Linked DNA regions of Homo sapiens: all the other regions are linked to region 1. A link is an interaction called in ENCODE POLR2A ChIA-PET data of the cell type or tissue named here. Cell type or tissue: CD4-positive, alpha-beta T cell. All regions are shown on one strand. Each heading gives the region's core, and the rest is flanking DNA. Links, peaks and the distances in the headings are about the cores only. Region 1 has its middle 25 kb from the start of LRRC8C-DT. Region 2 has its middle 41 kb from the start of LRRC8B. Region 3 overlaps LRRC8C (leucine rich repeat containing 8 VRAC subunit C).

Region 1 (5,737 bases), core at 417-5,416:
AGTTGAGGAGGCAGGTCTGACTGGTATAAAAAACTCCAGCCCAGTGACTTCCATACTACAAAATGGACAAAAGAGATCAGGTACGCAGAAGGGCAGAAAGTAGCTGAATTGCTAGTTGTTTTGAATACACTTGGAAGGGAAGGGAGATACAATCTGAAAAACTCACATTTACCACATCAAAACAACACCCAGCAGGCAAGTTGACAGCCCTTTTCTATCTTACTGCTGATGGCAGTGGTGGGCCATCCAGAGCAGCCGCTGCCATTGCACTGGCTGCAGCCAGGCGGGACCCACTCCCAGGCCCAGAGCCTCTGCCACTCTGTTACCCTGGCCCCGTGTCATCTCTCTTGCCTACCGCCTCTGTGGGGAGGTGTGGGGAGGAGGTGGATAGTCCCCGGAGGAGCCTGCCCCTGGGAGCCCCCTGGAGCCTGCTGCCCTGGGAGCCTCCACGATGAGGCCAGGCTGAATTGCCCCCTGGTGTGGGGGCAGCATGGTTGGGCACAGAAGGGCACGCAGAGAGGAGCCCCGAGGTGGAGCTGGGCCAGGAGTGGTGCAGCGTTCCACGGAGCCTGCAGGAGCGAGGAGCAGGCAGGAGCCCCACCCTCCCAGGCGCCTCTACGGCCGCCCAGGTTGCAGCTGCAGACCCGGGCATCTCTGCACTCTCAGGGGACCTGGGAATCCCCATTGTTAGCCCCCGTAGGCTTGAAGGTGTCTGCTTCCACTGCCTGGCCTCTCCCTGCTGTTGGCTCCAATCACAGGGTGGAGTTGAGGCCAAGTGTGGGCGATGTCACAGCCGGGCTGGGTGTACACACACACGAGGCAGTGCTGACATGCCAGGCCCCTGCCGCCTCAGCCCCCTCTGGACTTTGGGCACTGACAAGCACAGTGGGGAGGGATGCCGAGGCGGGTGCTGAGCACAGCCTGGTGCTGGCCTGCAGGTGTCCCTTGGCATGAACAGCCTGGGTGTCATGAACAGTAGCAGGAGGCCGACTGGCTCCTGGGTGGAAGGGGACTGGTGCCTAGTGAAGCCCCACCCTCAAACCAGGGAGGACTCGAAGCCTGAGGGCCAGGCTGCCAGTTCCAAGGACCGGAGGGAGGACTTGTAGTGCTTTTTCTGGGCCAGCCCATGGCCACCCATGGACCAATCAGCACACACTTCCTCCCCTCTGAGGCCCATAAAAACCCTGGATTCAGCCAGACTCCGGCAGAGGACAGAGAGAGGATAGAGAGAGGACGGGGAAATGGTGGGATGACCCGCTACAGAGAGGAACTACCCACCTCAGTGTCTCCCGTCTGCTGAGAGCTGAGAAGACAATGGGATGACCAGCTGCAGAGAGGAACTACCCTCTCTGCTGACAGCTAGACACTCATCAGGATGACCTGCCTAGCAGAGAGGAGCTACCCTCTCTGATGAGAGCTGAACACTGGCTGAGATACCCACTGCAGGTCTCCTCTGAGCTGTTCTATCGCTCAAAAAAGCTCCTCTTTGTCTTGCTCACCCTCCACTTGTCTGTGCACCTCATTCTTCCTGGTCGCAGGTCAAGAACTCAGGGCCTGCCCAATGGCGAAGCTAAAAGATCTATAACCCCAACAGGGCTGAAACATGCCCCTTGCTCGCCACGTTGTGGGTGAAAAGGAGAGAAGAGCTGTGACCCTTCGGGAAGCCCAGACCTGGGAGCTCCTAGAGCCAGGGCTTTGACTCCCTCTTTGGGGCTCTGCAGTTCCTGATGTTTCCAAGTTTCTGGGTGCCACTACATTCCCTGGTGCCAGCCAAGGAAGCTGCTCGTGGTGCACCTGGTCCAGCTGCAGCCTCACAGAGAACCAGTGCCTGTGCTGGCACGTGGAGCTGCCCGCCCTGTGGTAGCAGCCGGCATGTCTGACTGCGCAGTGGCCAGACCCCATGCTCGCTTACACATCCCTTGCCACTCCACGCCTGACTCGCAGTCTCCCTTAGGGGCATGGGATCCAGACCGGTATCGTGAGCTGAGTGCAGCCTGCCAGGCTGAGTGGGTGGAACAAGCCTAGCGGGCCGAGCAAAACTCAGACAAAGGCACCACCAGCCACAGAGGTTTCCGGCCAGAAAAGTGACACCCCAAAGATCCCGTAACACTACCTCTTCAGATACATTGGCAATAGACCAGGACACGTTTTTAAAATTTTTCTTAATTTCTTATTTTTTCCTGACCCATCACCAACAGAAAGGTCACATTTTAAACATTCACAGAGACCAGGTCTAAGGTGAGTACACAGTGATGACAAAGTTTTGTTGGGAAAGGCAGACGTTCTGCACCTGATGCTACCTTAGTCCCTGCAAAGAGTCCTCACTTCCGTGACTAAGTGGAAATCAGCTACAATTACTTAAGCACGTCACTAAGGTTTTTGTAAATAAAAATTTCTGAATAAGAAAATTTGATACATTCTTCAGTTCTGGTGTTGTTACTAACGGTCTTAGTCAGTTTGAGCTGTGATAACAAGTATCCTAGACTGGGTGGCTTAAGCAACAGACACTTTGTTTCTCACAGTTCCAGAGGCTAGGAAGTCCAAGATCAAGGTGTTGGCAGATTCAGTTCTTGGTGGGGGCCCTCTTCCTGGCTTGTAGGCGGCTGAGTTTTTGCTGTGTCCTCACATGACACACACAGACAAAGAGCGAGCTGTTAGTCACTTCTTGTAAGGATACTAATTCTAACACGGGGCTCCACCCTCGTGACCTCATCTAAACCTAACTACCCCTCAAAACCCCACCTCCTAATACCATCACATTGTGGGTTAGAGATTCAATGTATAAATTCTAGGGGAAGACACAAACATTCAGCCCATAACACTAACAATCACCAAGGAACTCATATGTACAGAGTTTAGAAGTTAGCAAAGGAAATTCACGTAAATCACCTTATCTGAACCTCACAGTTGTTATCTGTGAGATAGCTATTTTTATTTTCCCTGTTTTGCAGATGAAGAAGCTAAGTTGAGAAGCATTCAGTGATTTCCCCAGGGTCATCTGACTAGTCAGTGGCAATGGTAGAGTGCAAAATCAGGTTTTCTGATTCCAAATCCCGTGTTCATTCAGCTGCATCAGGAATCAGGCCATTCCGCTCCTAGTATTAGCAGCAATAACAAAACAGGAACAGCAGCTGATGTGTATTTGGTGCTGTACCATGTGCCAGTCTCTTTAAAAATATTATCTCTCAGGGTAGATGCTAGCATTCTATTTTACATCCCCGAGAAAACTTAAAATTATCAGGGTTAAATAACTTTCCAAGATCACACAGCCAGTATATCCACAAAGCAAGTATTTGAACCAGGTTTGGCTGAGTCTAGAGACGATGTTCTTAATATGCCACTTTGCTAGAGTGGCCTTTGAAGTGCTCTTTGAAAGACAGTTTGTAAGATGAAAATATTCTTTTAGATATATTTATTGAGATTTTAGTCAGAAATGGATTTCTTGCCCATTAAAAGCACTAGTGCCCTACAAAGTGCTCTATTGAAAGTCCTATTTTTCAGGCACAACAGATGGAGGACAGATGTTTCTTTATGCTCTGAAAGGTCCACTTTATGTAGCTGACTATAATAAGATTGTATCTGGTTCCGAATGTTTCAGAGAAATGGTATCAGGCAGATCATTGTAAATGAAAGCCAAATCAAAGGCATTATTGCACAGATTTGATAGAAAAAAAAAAGCCAAAACAACAGGATGTTATTCAATGGTATGGGCGGAAACTTTTTCAGAGTTCATTCTGAACCACACAGACATTTTCAGATGTGTTCCACCCTAAGATTCAGCCTAGTGTCAGAGAAGTGCATGTATGCTTGATTGAGACTTGTGTGATGGGGTGAGGTGGTGGGGGCCTGGGGGTTGGGTGCCATAGGTGTGGGTAATGCAATACTGAACTTTATTTCAGTGTGATTTGGAATAACATGGAAAGCCTGGAGAATGAGTGGAAACTTTGCTGTGACTTAAGTAGACTTCGGATAAACAGGAACTTTCTATGAGTTCAGAAAACTTAGATGCCTGAGTGTATTTGAATACTCATTTGGGACAAATGATTAGACCTCTAAGATAATAGTTCCCAGCTTTTTGTGTGTATTGGAATCATGACTGCAACACCTGAGAAGGATTTTCAGGCCCAATACACAAGTACGCTCATGTTTTGACCAAGCTGACTTCCAGGTTAGAAAGTCCATTTGTATTCTACAGAGAATCATAGCATCTCAGAGCCTAAAAGTGGCCTTAGAGTCACTTAGCCCAACTATCCTCATTTACTGAAGAGGAAACTGAGGCCCCATGAGGGCTAGTGATATTCTGCCATCAAACTTAACACAGTTGGGAGGGGAATACCCTGAAGATCTAAAGGACACTAGTTCAAGGTAGTGTATGCAGATGTGGTTGAGTTTTCACATACTGTTTAAGAACACAAACTTTGAAACCAGATCTAGATTCTAAACCAGTTTCCTTTGCTTACTAGCTGTGTGTCTTTTGGCAAATCACTTAACTTCCCCAAGCCTCAGTTCCCCCATCTATAGAATAAATGTCAGTTTTCTTCCTTTAACATCATTGTACCCATGCCCTCAAAGACTGTATCCAAAGTACTACTTCCTTATGCCATTTTCTTACCCACAAGGATTTAACAACTTCTCACTGTTTCAACAATTTGTCCACAAAAGTCTCCATTAGTGGTTTCTGGCATGTGCCTTTGCCCTTAGGCATCCTGGCTGACCCACTGGCCAGCACACACCTTGCAAATGCCCAGCTTTCAGCTATTTATTCATTATGCACCTACAGTGTAGAATACTGTAACAAATTATAGGTGCAGATACTATATTAGTGGAAGGGGACACAAATATGAACGAGATTTGGTTTCTGCCTTCAGATGACTGAGCGGGAAATCCATAACCTCACTACATTGGTATAAGGGTTCAGAATAACTAACTCCAATTTGGGGAAAGAGGGTGATTAGAGGAGTTATAGAGTGATATCATCTTAGTCTTGAAGAATGAATTGAGGTTTATTCATATGTGTATGTATGGAAAAAAGGAACTTCTGGTTGAGGGAACAGCCTGGACAAAGACATAGAGGTTAGAAAGGCTTGGCAGAGAGGACTGCCCTGTAGTTCCATATAGTGGGCTGGCAGGAATGCATGTGGGAAGTCCAGCACTGCCTGGAGGACTTGGATTCTGGCCAAAAGAAAACCACTGGGGTCAGGTCACATTGCTGCTTTGTTAAATCCCACAGGGCACAAAAGGGCAAGAACATTCACATTTCTGGTGAGTCACATGTAAACAGCTGTATTTTTGCCAAGGTCTCTTCCAAAAGGTACTGAGGCTGGGGGCATCTTTCACACAAGGTGACAGAGACGTTTCTGCGGCTGACACCATTCCAGTCTTATGACCTTAGATTTCATTTTATCAAGCTTCTACTATCTATAGTTACAAGAAACAAGACCTCCTTTAAGTCATGCTGCCTGGCTGTGGTGAGAACGGACAAGGGTGTGGCTGTGGCAGATGGTATCAAAGAAGACCCTTACTGCCCCATTCCCAGTAGGTCCTTGAATGGGTACTGGGTAAGTTCCTGTGAACAATGGGGAACCCAACTCTCCATCCTATGTTCCCTGACTACCTGCTACTTCTAAGAGATGTGGGTACAGCCCTGGGAATGGCCTTTCTTCAGCCATTTCTTGGCCGTCCCTCCTCTTCATGGTAGGAGAGAGAAAAGAGGGAAGAAAGGACCCATGTGCTCCTG
Region 2 (5,737 bases), core at 555-5,554, 120 kb after region 1:
TTGACAAAAAAAATCCCATGGTTGGTTTAAGTTGTAAAACAGAATTTGATTCAGAAATTATAAATTCTAGTCCAAATTTTAATCTTTATTTAAAGGTAAACTTCCTTCCTCTCTCCTGCCCCCTTCTATCCCTTGCTGCTTTATAAACTGCCTTGGCAGGGAGAGCAGTGGGCTGCTTTTCCCACGTAAGCACCGTCAGGTCTCTCCAAGTATAGAGCTCAGGGAAGGACAAAAGGAAAGGAGAGGGACTAGAAAGTTCTTACTTGACTGATGCTTTAATTCTGCCATTTTACTCTCTGAGCCTGACTGACGTTTAAAGGTAAATTTTTCTCTGTGCGGCCAGTCTGGATTCTCTGACAGCTCGCCTGCTGGGCCCCTCTGACCATACCTGACACAGCGTTGGCAGTGTCCTCATTCTACTGATCACCACCACTCCCCACTTAGCTTCTGGATTTTACACAGCCCATGCCAAGCCCAGACTCTGCTAGAATCCTCCTGCCATCTACCCAAAGCTCTGGTTAACCTGGCAGGCTCACTGCCATAATGATTCCAGGTAGAGATCCTCCCAGATCCCATTTCCTGTAAAACCAGCAAATGTCTTGGATGTCTCTCTCTGGATCCCTCAGGCAAACAGTCACAGCATCCTGCCACAGAGAGCTCAGATTTGTGTTCCACACCAGTCCAGTGTGCTCCCTAACTGCAGGCAGCACTGATTAAGGTCTTCAAGGGTCTCCTGAAACACTTCCTAGACCTAATTGAAGGACAAAGCTCTTTTCAAGAGGTAAGTTTGTAATTCTACCCTCTGTGTCTGTTCTCAACCTTTTATGTCTTCGATGTGGATGACAGGTTTTAAATGTATCAAAACTGGTTCTCATAATTTTATTTGAAAATTTATATAGAGTCTGACAATCACTTTGGGATTCAGTATCTACTGTATCTTGATGTGTGAGACAAAAATTCCTCTTTGAAATCCTATCATACAACAAAATAGATCAATCGAAAAGGTTCTCATAAACAAATGAGAATTAGGATACAGGTAATTTAGAGTTCCTTGGCATACAAAAGAAATAGGAAAAATAAGTATCCTTATTCATCATTAGAAACTGAAGCCCAGGTATCATCCCCTGATCATAAGAGAATATGATAAGTGCTCCTCCTCGTTGCTTCCACTGTACTTTATATATTGCTACTATCATAGCTCTTACCATTTGCTTTTAAATTTACTAGATTTTAAGCTTCTGGAGAAAATGAGATATATTTATTTTTATTTGTACCTCCTGTGCCTAGCACAGTGTCTAGAATATTGTGGAAACTCAATAAATGCTTATTAATCTAAATTAAAGAGATATGGATTTCTACTTAGACTCTCATGATATTTGATTGGCTTAGGAATGTAGTATTCCTCTTTCCCAGGCTCTTTATCAGTAAAATGGGAAAAACACCAATTATCTTAACTAATAAAGATGAAAACTAGTAAAAATGATTTAAAAACCACTCTTAAAACAAAAGGATTTATAAGCACTAGTCGTCAGTTCTATCATGCTCCATGTCTGGCAGTACCGTCTCCCCACATGGGCTGTTAAAATGACCTAGAATCATAAATTTTTGTCAGTCTATTAGATAGGAAGGTGAACTCTGTGTTCCTCTGTGGGATTTGTTGCCCTCATAGTCCTTGAAGAATCTTAATTTATTATATGGATAAAAAAATAAAGTTAAGCTAAGAGAACTTTCGAATTAAATTGTACCTTTTGTTTTGTTAGCCATGAACAGTCATAGAGCGACAGCAGTAGTACTAGAAAAAGCATGTAGTCTATTTTTGTAACATCTTTTTGTTAAACATCTGAAAAAACAAGAGGGGCCCAGTCTGTTGTTTGCTTAAGCTTCTGTGAAATGTGTCCATCCAATTCAGCATATGTCAATATGTTCCTCATTTATTGCTGTGTAAAAATTATCTAAAATATATAAGCTGAAAACAATAAATATTTATTGTCTCATAGTTTCTGCGGGTCAGGAATATGAGAGAGGCTTAGGTGGATAGTTGTGGTTCAAGGTTTCTCATGTGGCTTCAGTCAAGGTATCTTCCAGGGCTGTTGCCATCTGAGTCTTAACTGAGTCTGGAGGAGCTGCTTGACTGACAGCTATGGCTGTTGGCAGGAGGCTTCAGTTCCTCTTCACATCAGCCTCTCCATAAGGCTCATGACATGGCTTCCCCCAGGGACAAAGAAAGCAGATTCCAAGGGTAAAAGCTGTAGATTTGTAATAACCTAGTCTTAGAAGTGAATATTGTTACTTTCAGTGTATTCAAATTGTTAGGAATTAGTCATTAAAACCAACCTATACTCAAGGGGAGGGGAATTAGGCTATACCTCTTAAAGGGAGGAGAGTCAAATAATTTGTGGACATACTTTCCAAACCACCACAGGCAACATGCTGACTTAAGAAAATAGTCTTAGATAGTTTTAACTTCTTTGTTTTTCAGTGTGACTTTAAGATGTAAAATATAAAATTTTATGTATAAAATATCTTACGGTAACCCAACTTCCCCCAGAAGTAAACAATTAAGTAGTAGTATTATATGAAGGCACTAAAGGAAGAAGTCATTAAATTTTATGCTATAGCTCAGGTGAAAAGGAAAATATCTTGCATCTGTGGCTAAGTTATAAACCATTGACATCAATTAGCCTCTTTTTGCCATAGCAGTGAAAATGGGCAACTCTTGCTGATGGCTTTATCTTAAAGTGTCTTCAGATGTGTGGTTAAATATGCGGTCAAAGGGTTTTCATCATCTACCTTGTCATTATATATACTTCCTTTTTGTTGACTTCTAGTTAACTTTGAAAAGTCAATCCATTCCAACCTAAATAAGTATTTTATAGAGAACATTTATAAATTTATAAAATAAAAAGCTGCCATTAAATATTATTACAGACATAATATAGTTGTACTTCTTAGAGATGTATGTAATTGTTACAGAACCTTGCCAACTTTCATTTTCATTCTCCCTTTATTTTATTTTTCATATAGATGTAGAGCAGAATATTAGTCTTAGTATTAGTCTAGTAGTACTAGTATTAGTCTAATAGCATTAGACTAGTATTAACTATTAGACTAGTATTAGTCAACTAATTAGTATTAGCCTAATAAATATAGATAGCATTCAATGGCGTAAAAGGCTGGAATGGTTCTAGAACAGTTCTGTTGTCATGTTATTCTGGTAGGAACAGAATGAAGTTTACTAGGAGAATTGAGGATGGAATAAAGAGCTTATTCAATTTTCCCTAATATATGGGCTGTTTGAATTGGAAGAAATCTGTTCTATTATTAAGAACATGGAAGAAATCTATTATTAAGTACAATCAAGAAGCAGGAAAAAGAACTGCCACTGAGTACCCCTTTTATCCTTCTTGGACAAGGGCAGAACATTGCACAGGATTTGGAATGGATGCAGCTAGTGATTAAGGTGATGTTAGTGATTTCTATTGTAGTACTGACTGTGTGGCCATAGATCTCACAGCCTTGGAATCAGTGTGCTTCAAGCCTCGTATCGCCCTCTTGTGGCCAGAGTTCATCTACTTATAGAAATTCTGTTTCTCACAGATTCCTCTTCTAGAGTTACATCAAAAATAAAGGATTGTTTCTCACTGCTTTCTTCCTCCCACAAGAAACTCATTAGAAGTGGGAACCTTATTTATCATGAATTTATCTGCTTTATGTGCTTACCAGCAGTAGGAATCAAGACATCAAGACATCCTTATCATCACCGAGTGGTTGGAGATTGTTACTGTTTCTTCCTTGTACTAGAGTCTGTATAGAACTCAAGGCTTGTTTCCTTTTCATTTTGTCCCAATGTATGATTATTACAAGCAGAAATATAAGAAATGCCTGATTATGTATGTTGACAAAATTATGACCTTGGAGAGATATTACTTGGAGATATATATTTATTAATAAAATCTCAATAATTTCATAAATCATTCAATTGTCATATTGAGGTGAAGCAACTTATATTAATATATATCAGAAGCCAATAATATAATTAGAAAAGTAACACTATCTGATAGTGATTTGTGATGTTGATGAAAGAGGCACTTCCTAAACATCTAACTTAGATGTCCGTAATATGCTCATTTACTAATAGGTTTCTAAGATTATCACAGCAGGTGCTACATATCATCATCACACTTTGTCAACTCAAAATAATTTTTACCAACTCCTACTTTCCACTGTGGAAGCATAATAAACAAAATAAAGACCTGCTTTTTTATATTCCTATTTTTAAAATGGAAAAAATTAGAATTAAATATGTCAATCCAGAAAATGAATAAATTATGTGTTCAGCTCAATAAACTATCAGTGCCACCTACTGAATCACATACCAAAGCTTCAACACCAGAAATACTTGGTAACATACTCCTCTGAGAAACTAAAGACAAGAAGTCAGCTACAACTAAAGACCCTGCACAAAATCCCGGAACACATTATTCTGACTTCTTGTGCCATTTTGGCAGCTTTTAATCTTTATACGAATGGAACCACACAGTATGTATTCTTTAGCATTTGGTTTCTTTCGTACATCATTATGTTTGAGAGATTCATCTATGTTGTGATGAGCTACAGTTCTTCCATTTTAATTGCTCTATAGTGTTCCATCATGTTCGGCATATATAGCCTCTTTATCTTTAAAAAATGCTCTCTGTTTCAAAGCCTAGTTTCTAATATTAATATACCTGTACCAGTTTTTTTTGGTTAAAATTTTTATGGTATATCATTTTTCTATTATTTTAATTTCAACATTTCATTCTAATATTTTACAGTGTGTCTCTTGTAAGCAGAATATAGATAGGTTTGTAATATTATCCAGTATGATAATCTTTGTTTTTCATTTGGGACACTTAATCCATTTATATTTTGATATGGTTTGGCTGTGTCCCCACCCAAATATCATCTTGAATGCTAGCTCCCCTAATTCCCTTATGTTGTGGGAGGGACCAAGTGGGAGGTAATTGATTAATGGGAGCAGTTTCCTCTATACTGTTCTCATGGTACTGAATGAGTATCATGATATCTAATGGTTTTATAAGGGGAAATCTTTTGCTTGCCTCTCATTCTATTCTCTTGTCTGCCACCAGGTGAGATGTGACTTTTGCCTTCCACCACGACTGTGCCCGGTCTTGGGTATGTCTTTATCAGCAGCAGGACAATGGACTCCTACAGTAAATTGGTACCAGTAGAGTGGGCGCTGCTGAAAAGATACCCAAAAATGTGAAAGTGACTTTGGAACTGGGTAACACGCAGAGGTTGGAACAGTTTGGAGGGCTCAGAATAAGACAGAAAAATGTGGGAAAGTTTGGAACTTCCTAGAGACTTGTTGAATGGCTTTGTGCAAAATGCTGATAATGACATGGACAATGAAATCCAGGTTAATATGGTCTCTGATGGAGATGAAGAACTTGTTGGGAACTGGAGCAAAGGTGACTCTTGTTTTAGCAAAGAGACTGGTGGCATTTTGCCCCTGCTCTAGAGATTTTTGGAACTTTGAACTTAAGAGAGATGATTTAGGTATCTGGCAGAAGAAATTTCTAAGCAGCAAAGCACTCAAGAGGTGACTTGAGTGCTGTTAAAGGCATACAGTTTTAAAAGGGAAACAGTATAAAAGTTCAGAAAATTTGCAGCCTGACAATGTGATAGAAAGGAAAATCCCATTTTCTGAGGAGAAATTCAAGCTGGCTGCAGAAAT
Region 3 (5,737 bases), core at 412-5,411, 50 kb before region 1:
TGGAGCAGCACTGTATCTCGTGTCTGGCATTGTTCAATCCAGATGTTAGTTGGGACAGAAAGAATAATCCAGAGCCCTGGAACAAACTGGCTCCCAATGATCAATACAAGTTCTACTCAGTAATTGTGGATTACAGCAAACTGAAGAAAGAAGGTCCAGATTTCTAACAAATGTTTCACTATAAAGCTGCTTTAGAATGAAGGTCTTCCAGAAGCCATCCACACAATTTTCCGCTTAACCAGGAAATACTTCTCCTCTAAATGCATGAAATCATGTTGATGTAATCTATTGGCGATTGCACTGATTAGTAAATAACTGAAACTTGGAAAACAAAACAAAACAAAAAGAAACACTATGTAAATTGAGACAAGCAAAGGAATACAAAAGGCTACCAGAGGAGTCCAGAGCCTGGATGTCCATGGATAGACTTCAGTGCCAAATACAAAATGTTTCAACTTTGCACATTACAGGCTTTAAACTGCTGCATGAGAGATTTAGGAAGAAACAACCCATTGTTAAATGACCAAATAAATGGTTACAGGACGAAATCTGAGGGTTGGTCATGCCAAGGAGATGTGAAAAATAGGACAGTGAATCATGTTTTGATGGTGAGCTTGCTGTCTGGAGGCAGGGTGCTGGATGAGAAAGGTTCTTTTGCTCCACTAGGAGCTTAAGATGAGTATTTCTCCAGGAGCCAACATTACTTACTGAAATGCAGAAAGTGCACATGTTTTCAAAGGGAAAACACATGGACTGGTATTAAATTAATAACTTCTGATTGGAAAACTTGTTGACAGAATTTGGCTGAGCTAGTCTCCTGAAATTTATTAGGGAACATCTGGGGGGAAATAAAACCTAGGATAGGGAGGAAGAGTGGCTCTCAACCTTGGCTGCACATTGGAATCATCTGGAGAGTTTTAAAAACACTGATGCCTGGGTGCAGTTAAATCAGAACCGCTGGGGTGGGGCCCAGGCATGAGGTTTTTGTTTTGTTTTGTTTTAGAGGTCCTCAAGTGATTCCAACATGTAGGTGAGGTTGAGACCTATTCTCCCCAAAACATCTGTTTCTTCTGTTTGTGATAAAAAGTACAGCTACGCACTAAGTGAGGTCTTAGGGAAAAACCAGAGCTTTATCTGGGCCTATCAAAGGCAGGGTTTACTCACTTAAAATGATTTCAGTACTCCATGAATTTATATTTTAATATCACATCTTTGGTTAATACTTACCTGGACACCACCCATTCCCAGATCACCACATCAGGACTGTCAGGCTTCCCCACACAGCCCACCCTCTCTCAAGAAGAGCACGCTGCTTGGATAATATTTGAAGGGGTCTCAGACCACAGCTGCAGTGTCCTATTTTGGAAGCCCGTGGCTGAGTATTTTCATAAGCAGTCCAAGATCAACACTTTCCTACTTGCTCTCTTCACCTCTTCACTCCCCTGGGTTATTTATATTCTCAACTATCTCCATTCCCACACTGTAAATTCTGTAAGGGCAGAGACCAGGTTGCTCATTTTGGCATGCCCAGCCCCTGACCTAGTTGTCTGAGCAGTAACACTTTTGCATGACACAGAGCTAGTCCACATGTACAGCAATGATTTACCTCTCAAAACAGTTTCTCAATGTAGATGATCCTTTGAACATTAAAACTGTAGTTCTGATGGGGTCCATATTTATAAGCATTTTATTTTAGAGTAACAGTTCATTACCATTTTATTGACAGTTTTATTAACAGTAACAATTAATTACTGTTACTGTAAAATGAAGTTCTCTTTATGTATAAAGGAAAACCCCACCTCCATCATAACACGAGCTAAGGTTTACTGTGTACTTAGAAGTGTCAGGAGCATCATACATATTACATTACTTAACGCCCAAATATCTCTGGGCTCCAGGTACTATAAGCCTACTCTTACTCAAGAAATGGAGGCTTAGGAAGGTCAATATCTTGCCTGGGGTTACAGAGCAGTAAGCAGAGGGGCCTGCATACAACCCAGGTAATCTGTTTTTAGAACTGGTTAATCTAAGTCACTAAACCTAACATTCCGTAACAGAACAAAACAATTGAAAACTGAGTTGAATTCCTTCTTGAATGAATATAGGAATTAGTTAGGAGGAAAGGGTATTTTCCTTTACAGAAGTGTTTCATAAAAACTGGGATAGCTGGGCTGACACAGTCTAGCTACTTGGGAGGCTAAAGCAGGAGGACTGCTTGAGCCCCAGAGTTTGAGACCAGACTGGGTAACATAGTAAGACTTCATCACAGACACACACACACACACACACACACACACACACACACACACACACACAAAAAAAAAAAAAACCTGGAGAAGACACAACCTAAAATTTCCTATTAACTCTCATTATAATATCAGAGACACTTTTAAATATATATCATACTTAGAGTGTAATATACACATACTCAGATACTTTTTTTAAAAATTTGTTTGCTTTTCCATTAGCAGTGGCTCCTAATTCTTTGGCTATAAATCTTTTAGCTCTATAGCCTCTTGGTCAGGCGCTTATAAACTTTAAAGAATTTAAACAGTGGAATCTACACTTCACCCAATAGCTAAATGAGAGTACAGGTAGTTCATTTCCCTGTCAGAAATGTGCCTGTTTTCAGCATATGGTACATACATATTTTCAAGAAACATTTTATAGTTTATCACTCAGAATGAAAAATAATGACACAAATGTTAAATTTTATATCAATTGTGTAGTTTTGGAAAGATAATGAGGATTTCCTAAATCCTGTTCATAGGTGATCCTGATATAAAAATAGAAATGGTATTTAGGTATAATCTTCCTTAAAATGAGGACATAGCTGCATATTTTTAAAATGTAGTGATTCTACCACCTGCCCCATTTCCACTACATAAAATGCCTTGGCGTCTGAGATGTTGAGATATGAATAATTACTATTTTAAAACTTTACTGAGCCTCAGAATTTTTAAAGCCTTTTTTAGATTATATTCTAAAAACAAATATATTTTCAAACAGTCTTCATTCCAGGTTTCCAAGCAAACACACCCGAATAAGTTAATATTTCAGACCCTTAGGCTGTTTTCAAATGCTATATTTAACATGCTTATATGATCACTCAAATAATTTTGATTCAGTTCAAATATGTCAACAGGAAGAGGTCGGGCAGAAATATAAAAATTCTAAGCAAAGTCATTCTGAGACTCAAACAACTCCAATACCAGAAACGCTAGTTAAACCAAACAGTAGTGTGGCCAAAGAACATCAAGGGAAACTGCTGTTTTCAAGATTTGTGGTTTCCTTATATAAAGAACCTATTCTGCTCTTGGATGTGGCACAAGGGGGCTTTTTGAAAGCATGGTATATTTCAATAAAAAAACAAATCATAGTCAAGCTGAGTAAATGTAAAGTTACACACAGTCATACACTTCATTCCTGAGATCCTCTGGAAGTAAATCTGCTGCTTAACATTAATGACACGTCTTATCAACTATGTTTTTGTTTATAAAATATTCTAATATGTACATGACTCCAGTTCAGGTTTAAAATTTTTCCCTTCTTTTGAAGAATAGGTCCCCTGAAAATTTTTCAGAAATTCTTAGTAACTTTTCATTATACTAAGCATCTTTTTTTTTTTTTTTTTTTTTGATACAGAGTCTCACTCTGTCACCCAGGCTGAAGTAAGTGGCGCAATCTGAGCTCACTGCAACCTCTGCCTCCCGGGTTCGAGCAATTCTCCTGCCTCAGTCTCCCAAGTAGCTGGGACTATAGGCGTGTGCTACCACGCCCAGATAATTTTTGTATTTTTAGTAGAGACGGGGTTTCACCATATTGGCCAGGCTGGTCTCGAACTCCTGACCTCATGATCTGCCTGCCTCGGCCTCCCAAAGTGTTGGGTATACAGGTGTGAGACACCATGCTCAGCCATACTAAGCATCTTCTAAACCACAATGGTCACTACTTCCTGGGCCCACTACCACGTTAGGCAAACCATTCATAAAGACAGGATATGTTGCTATTTAGGATACCAACAATATAGTAATAGCACTTTAATACAAAATTTTAATTTTGTACAAATTCTCTTCCTATGAACTGATTACAGTTTTGTACACTTAGGGTGATATGAAGTCCTTAGTCCAAGGCAATATATGTCAACAGTAAAACAAACAAAAAAGACTCCTGTTATTGCCTTAGATGTATATACTACTACCTCATTGGACATCTGCATTTTCAGAATTCTAAGTTTAGTCATAAGCGGTCACATTAATCTAAAAAATAAAAATAAAAGGAAGCCATCTCTACTCACCATTTTGTATAATATAATGAAATAGTTACAATGTATGTTTTATAGCCAGAAAGACGTAGGTTTGAAATCTAGCTCTATGGCTACTAGCTAGTGACTTTGGGCAGGTTATTTAACCCCTTTGAATCATGCACACTTGGATAAGTAGCCGGCAGTAAATGTGAAAATTGTCAACTACATTATTTAATTAAGAAAATATTTCCAGACTTCTTGCTTTTTAGAACAATGTTTGTATTGTTTAATAAACTTTGAATAAAAAAAATAGCTAGGCTTCTCTCTTGGGAATCTTCTGGATTCTAAAAAATCCAATTTACTGTATGTTCCACTATATCTGCTGTTCATGGAAAGTGCCGAACAGTACCCCCAAATTGTGGTGTCCTCTTGAAAACATTTGCTATTTTTTCCATTGCCTCAAGAATTGCCTCAAGGCCAATTCCTCCCAATCAATTATCTGTAACTCCATGTGTTACCTATGCTTGTTGCATGGATATATAGAAACCAAACTCTGTGAAATGCCAAACTGCCCCAATTCTTGAATTACATGCCTGGAAACCCAGAGGTCTCAAATGTGCATTTCTACTAGATTCCCCACTGACTATGTGACTCTTTGAGCTTACTCAGTACCTAGCATCTCTAGAGCATGACCTGAAGTTTTAAGAAAGCCTCGATAGCTAATACCAATAATGATAAAGTTAATGAACAGGTGCTTAAGAGCAAGGGCCCATCCCCACCCCACACCTGACAGGCAGTTAGACCCGATGATGTGGAGATTGCCAGCTTATGGAAGGGCTGTTCCTCTGACCACTGCGATCCAGAAACACAGCTGCCTTTATAGGGTCTACAGGATGGTTAGCAGCTGAGGCTGAGGAAACTAGCTGCAATCTGTGAGATAAACATGTCCCCTCAAGGGAGAGTTCTTGGAAGGTGAGTTATACAATCTTCAGGAAAGTTCACTGAAAGAGCCCTCATGTTGAATCTTTGTTGTGAGCTACTACAATGTCCCTGTGCTCTTTGTACCTCTCGCTGTAAGATGGCAGCATCACAGTCGAGACACAGCTGCTTGTTTTCCAGTATTTAGCCTCTCCTTTTTACGTAATAATAAAGTACATGTTCCAGCCCCCTTGAAGGCAGGTATGGTGTGGGACTTAGTCCTAGCCAATGGCATATAAACAGAAAAGATGAACTCAACTTGGAGTTGTGTCCTTAAAGGAGCCCTCCATATACCTTCCTCCCCACCTCTGAGATGGGATGCAGGCTTAGTATTAATCATCTTCAACAGACAAGTAAGGGATACATGTTAGCAAGGGTAGTAAGGAGATCTTTAAGAGTTGTTTAGGTCTTGAGGGTTCTGCCCTCATGCATGCATTAGTGTTATCTTGGGAGTCGATTTGCCCCCTCTGGCTCTTGCTCTCTCTAGCTCTTTGCCATTCCACCATGTGATGG

The links. ChIA-PET counts read pairs that join two places held together with the same protein. Peaks named below come from ENCODE experiments on the same cell type or tissue, not always from the same donor. Only the 100,000 strongest peaks of a DNase experiment are listed, where the experiment ranks them.
Region 2: POLR2A ChIA-PET joins it to region 1 with 11 read pairs; 7 of 35 experiments call an interaction of 5 or more read pairs at or near these places.
Region 3: POLR2A ChIA-PET joins it to region 1 with 39 read pairs; 7 of 35 experiments call an interaction of 5 or more read pairs at or near these places.

What each region holds. Positions count from the first base shown.
Region 1 is chr1:89,605,377-89,611,113 of GRCh38, reverse strand. No RefSeq gene overlaps it. Among named protein-coding and RNA genes, the nearest start is that of LRRC8C-DT, 25 kb to the left of the region's middle. In CD4-positive, alpha-beta T cell, for the core only: a CTCF peak has its summit at 2,803; DNase peaks (open chromatin) are centred at 763, 2,013, 2,663, 3,743 and 3 weaker places; H3K4me3 peaks cover 3,085 bases; H3K27ac peaks cover 4,860 bases.
Region 2 is chr1:89,481,256-89,486,992 of GRCh38, reverse strand. No RefSeq gene overlaps it. Among named protein-coding and RNA genes, the nearest start is that of LRRC8B, 41 kb to the left of the region's middle. In CD4-positive, alpha-beta T cell, for the core only: CTCF peaks have their summits at 3,379 and 3,582 (motif pointing left); a DNase peak (open chromatin) is centred at 3,532.
Region 3 is chr1:89,655,641-89,661,377 of GRCh38, reverse strand. All of the region lies in intron 1 of LRRC8C (leucine rich repeat containing 8 VRAC subunit C), which reads right to left. It also overlaps the pseudogene LOC100505788. Among named protein-coding and RNA genes, the nearest start is that of LRRC8C, 25 kb to the right of the region's middle. RefSeq lists a silencer at 3,228-3,287. In CD4-positive, alpha-beta T cell, for the core only: no CTCF peak of the experiment used is centred there; DNase peaks (open chromatin) are centred at 1,057, 1,547 and 3,277; H3K4me3 peaks cover 1,414 bases; H3K27ac peaks cover 4,363 bases.